Linked DNA regions of Homo sapiens: region 1 is linked to region 2. Evidence: chromatin loops called from intact Hi-C (ENCODE). Cell type or tissue: heart right ventricle. All regions are shown on one strand. Region 1 overlaps SPG11 (SPG11 vesicle trafficking associated, spatacsin). Region 2 overlaps SPG11 (SPG11 vesicle trafficking associated, spatacsin).

Region 1 (2,500 bases), 73 kb before region 2:
TTTAGTTTTGGGAGCTGGGATATAGGAAGTGTGGTTAGTTTTTCAGTAAAACTTTTCATGGAAAAAGATCCTCATAAACTTAAAATACTAAATTGTATATTGCTTTATATTTTAGTTGAATATTTTCCAGTATATACATTTTTAATAGTATTAACCATACATATCTGTGTTCTTTTAAAATTGTATATTCTCTGCATTACCTGTTTATTCAAAATGTATTTCTTGAATATCTACTATGTGCTTATGTGGCCAGGTGCGGTGGCTCACGCCTGTAATCCCAGCACTTTGGGAGGCCGAGGTGGGCGGATCACAAGGTCAGGAGTTCGAGACCAGCCTGGCCAATATGGTGAAACCCCGTCTCTGCTAAAAATACAAAAAAATTAGCCAGGCGTGGTGGTGCATGCCTGTAATCCCAGCTACTCGGGAGGCTGAGGCAGGAGAATTGCTTGAACCTGGGAGGTGGAGGTTGTGGTGAGCCAAGATCGTACCACTGCACTCCAGCCTAGGCAACAGACTGAGACTCTGTCTTAAAAAAAAAAAAAAAGCTTATGTTGTGATACATGTCTTTTCATGTATAAATATAGTCTACCTCTTGTCTCTAATGATGTTTCCATCATATTAATAAATGTTTGCTTTGCCACGTTAATTTGATCTTAGAAAATATTATGGGTTCTTTGTCTCCAGTAGATCTGTTGGTCATCAGCAAAATTATTCTGAAGATTTGACAAATTACCCCTTATATGATTTTGGAACTTTAATTTCTGAATTAAAATAATGGTTTTTATATTTTGTAATAGGTATATAATTTTTGCAAAAGTGTCATAAATCCTAAATTAACAATTATTGTTGCCAGGTTATGGAACTGCACTGTCCAGAACAGTAGGCACTAAGCGTATGTGGCTATTAAGCATATGAAATTGGCTAGCATAACTTGGGAACCGAATTTTTAATTTTGTGTAATTAGATTTTTTTTCTTCTCCTGAGACAGGGTCTCACTCTCACCCAGGCTGGAGTGCAGTGGCGTGATCTCGGCTCACTGCAACCCCTGCCTCCTGGGCTCAAGCGATTCTCGTGCCTTAGCCTCCCGAGTAGCTGGGACTATAGGCATGGGCCGCCACGCCCAGCTAATTTTTGTTACTTTAGATTTAAAAGCTGATACTCAGTTCAGTCATTGGAGAACTTTTAAGGATGTTTGTTACAACTTTAGTTGTTCCAACTTTAAACCTTAAATTTTATGAAGTCTCAATACAGATCAGGTATTTCTGATGAAAATTTAGTATGCAAATTAAGATGTGCTCTAAGTAAAATATCAGACTTTGAACATTTATAGAAGAAAAAACATAAAATGTCTCAGTTTTTATACTGACTGCATGTTGATAATACTTTGGATAGACAGTATTGGGTTACATAAAATAGTAGGTTTACCTCATCTCTTGGCCAGTGCTGTTGGAAAATAGCAGTGCCTCTGGGCCTGGCCCAGAGCAGATGTTCAGCAGGTATTGTTGAAGAACTTGGTATCAGGTTCTTTATTGTGGCATCAACTTCATAGTCATCTGGTTGTTATAATGGGGGCTTGCCTCAGTTTTCAGTCTTCTTCTGTTATACCTACAAAATTGGAGTGATAAAGTCTATAGCTCTTTCCCAACCTGTGCTTTAAATAGTTAGGCATACTTACAAAACTGGCATTTTCTTTTAACTCTAACTAAAAGACATTTTTGATGTTGTGGATGGTACATATGTAGCTCATGTGGATTTAGCACTTCACAAAGAAGACATGTGTAATGAGCAGCAACAGGAGCCAGCCAAGATTTCTTCATTTACTTCACTGAAAGTTTCTCAAGACCTCGATGTTGCAGTGATTGTCAGCTCCTCCAACTCCGCAGTTGCTCTTAACTTAAATTTGTATTTCAGGTATGTAGATGACTGCAGTTTCTAATTTGAGGTAAATAGTTAGACTGATAAGAGGTTAAAAATATCCTCGTTAGTTTTTTTTTTTTAACTAGTGTTTCTTTTTCTATTCAGTTAGATCATGTTCTAGCTAATACATTGTAAAGTAGTTACTGAATAATATGTATAACTGACCACTGGCTACCTTTTATATTTTTACATGTTCATCAAAGTTTTGATTTTGATTTGATTTATATATGGTTTATGTCATGTAAATCAAAATTACACAATTTTAAACCACAGTTTAGCACTTAATTGTATAGACATGTTATTTCCCTAATTTTCTCATGTTTCCCATAGAGTTTATAAGCTCCTTGAGAACCCAAGTTCATGATTTGTTCTTTAAATTCATTGTCAATGACTTTTTCTTCCAGTTTACCTTAGCTTTCCACCTCCACAGCCATACCCTAGGCATTATCAATATTTGAAGTCGTCCCTCCCCCAAGTCACTACTTTTTACATCTCAGTCTCTGACCACAACTTCCCAAACTTTCCAGCTTGCTTACTCAAGTACTCCCACTTCACCTGTCCTCTGACCTAACTGGAATTTCCA
Region 2 (2,500 bases):
TTTTTTTTTTTTTTTTTTTTTAGATACGGGGTCTTGCTCTGTCACCCAGGCTGGAGTGCAGTGGCGCGATCTCCGCTCGCTGCAAGCTCCGCCTCTCGGGTTCATGCAATTCTCCTGCCTCAGCCTCCCGAGTAGCTGGGACTACAGGTGCCCACCACCATGCCCGGCTGAATTTTTTTTTTTTTTTTTTTTTGTATTTTTAGTAGAGATGGGGTTTCACTGTGTTAGCCAGGATGGTCTTGATCTGACCTTGTGATCCGCCCGCCTCTGCCTCCCAAAGTGCTGGGATTACAGGCGTGAGCCACCACGCCCAGCCTCATTGGTCTTTTTAAGTTATTTAAAATCTTAGCTTTTAAAATCAGCATTAAACAGTAAATCAAATGAGATGTATAATTTATAGGAGATAAGACTTTTTTTTTTACTTTTGACACACACATTACTTTCAGAAATGGATGAGCCTACAATTCCCATGATTGAGAAATGTGTGCTGCAAATGTAACATTAGTTTGTAGGATATGCTACAACTATTTTCCTTTGAATAGAATTAAATATAAGGGGGCTTCCACTTAAACCCCATTCCATGAGATCAATCAAGAATTGTTTTTCATACCATAACTTTCCAGATAAAATATCTAGGGTCATCTGTAGCCAAATCTCTGTTCTCTGATTTGATTTGGTTTTAACAAGTATGATAAGGCCAGGTGCAGTGGCTCATGCCTATAATCCCAGCACTTTGGGAGGGCAAGGCAGGAGGATTGCTTGAGCCCAGGAGTTTAAGACCAGCCTGGGCAACATAGGGAGACCCTGTCTCTACAAAAAATTAAAAATTAGCCAGGCATGATGGCACACACCTGTGGTCCCAGCTACCTGGGAGGCTGAGGTGGGAGGATCTCTTGGGTCCAGCAGGTTGAGGCTGCAGTGTGCTGTGATCGCCACCACTGCTCTCCAGCCTGGGTGACAGACTGAGACCCTGTCCAAACAAGTATGATATACTTAGGGAACATTAGCATTTATGATACTTTTTTATCCAAGAAAGGCTAAAATCTGCTTTGTTAAATTTCACAGATAACACAGGAAATGCAGACCCTAAAACACATTGAACAGTGGTCACTAAAACAAGCAAGAATTGACTTCTGGAAAAAATGCCATGAGAATTTTAAGAAAAATTCAATTTCAAGCAAAGCAGCTTCTTCCTTTTTCTCAACCCAGGCCCATGTGGCATGTGAGCACCCAACTGGATGGAGCAGCATGGAGGAGCGCCATCTGCTGCTCACCTTGGCAGGGCACTGGCTTGCCCAGGAGGACGTGGTGCCCTTGGATAAGCTGGAGGAGCTGGAGAAGCAGATCTGGCTGTGCCGCATCACCCAGCACACTCTTGGAAGAAATCAGGAGGAAACAGAGCCCAGATTTTCTCGACAGATCTCAACTAGTGGTGAACTTTCCTTTGATAGTTTAGCCAGTGAGTTTTCCTTCTCCAAGTTGGCTGCTCTGAACACATCAAAATACTTAGAACTTAACAGCCTTCCATCCAAAGAGACATGCGAGAATAGATTGGATTGGAAAGAGCAGGAGTCACTAAACTTTTTGATTGGGCGCCTACTGGATGATGGCTGTGTGCATGAAGCAAGTAGAGTATGCCGGTATTTTCATTTTTATAATCCAGATGTCGCCTTGGTATTGCACTGCAGAGCACTGGCCTCAGGGGAAGCTAGTATGGAGGATCTGCACCCAGAGATCCATGCTCTCCTACAAAGTGCTGAGCTGCTTGAGGAAGAAGCACCCGACATTCCCCTAAGGAGAGTCCACAGCAGTAAGTGAAGGAGATCAGATGGCCCAGAGTCTTAAATGGCACTGTTAGCACTGTCTCCAAGAAGGAAGGGACCCTTGTGGCAGAATAGTTCTACCAAGTTAAGGGGACAACAACTTTTTTCCAGGTAATCTGTAGACTAGCCAATTAACTAGGCAATGAAATAGAAAGATCTATGTCTTTTAAACTAGCTATGTTTCAAAGTTAAAGGGAATCTATCTGATTTGTAGCTAGTTCACTGAAATTTATTCTACATATTCTATACATCTGTAAATTTAATCATTTCCAGTCTTACATTGATAGTATATAGAAATATGGCTTTTTGTTTTTCTTTTTGGTTTTTTGTTTTTTGTTTTTTGAGATGGTGTTTCATTCTTGTCGCCCAGGCTGGAGTGCAATGGTGTGGTCTCAGCTCACTGCAACCTCCGCCTCCCAGGTTCAAGTGATTCTCCTGCCTTAGCTTCCCAAGTAGCTGGGATTACTGGCTAATTTTTGTATTAGTAGAGACCGGGTTTCACCATGTTGGCCAGGCTGGTCTCGAACTCCTGACCTCAGGCGATTCGTCCACCTCGGCCTCCCAAAGTGCCGAGATTATAGGGCGTGAGCCACCGCACCCGGCCAGAAATCTGTTTTTTATGTTACCTTTATATGACTTTGTTAAACTTGCTTATTCTAGGAGATTTCTTGTAGATT

Evidence for each region. Peaks named below come from ENCODE experiments on the same cell type or tissue, not always from the same donor. Only the 100,000 strongest peaks of a DNase experiment are listed, where the experiment ranks them.
Region 1: a loop joins it to region 2, with 2.9 times the contacts of the local background. A loop is called at or near these places in 26 of 110 quality-filtered maps.

What each region holds. Positions count from the first base shown.
Region 1 is chr15:44,656,506-44,659,005 of GRCh38, reverse strand. SPG11 (SPG11 vesicle trafficking associated, spatacsin) reads left to right here. Exons shown (of 40, transcript NM_025137.4): 4 at 1,710-1,911. Among named protein-coding and RNA genes, the nearest start is that of SPG11, 5.9 kb to the left of the region's middle. In heart right ventricle, no CTCF peak of the experiment used is centred here; no DNase peak of the experiment used is centred here; H3K27ac peaks cover 1,650 bases.
Region 2 is chr15:44,583,124-44,585,623 of GRCh38, reverse strand. SPG11 (SPG11 vesicle trafficking associated, spatacsin) reads left to right here. Exons shown (of 40, transcript NM_025137.4): 30 at 1,066-1,810. Among named protein-coding and RNA genes, the nearest start is that of EIF3J, 47 kb to the right of the region's middle. RefSeq lists a silencer at 1,180-1,229. In heart right ventricle, a CTCF peak has its summit at 1,262 (motif pointing left); a DNase peak (open chromatin) is centred at 1,295.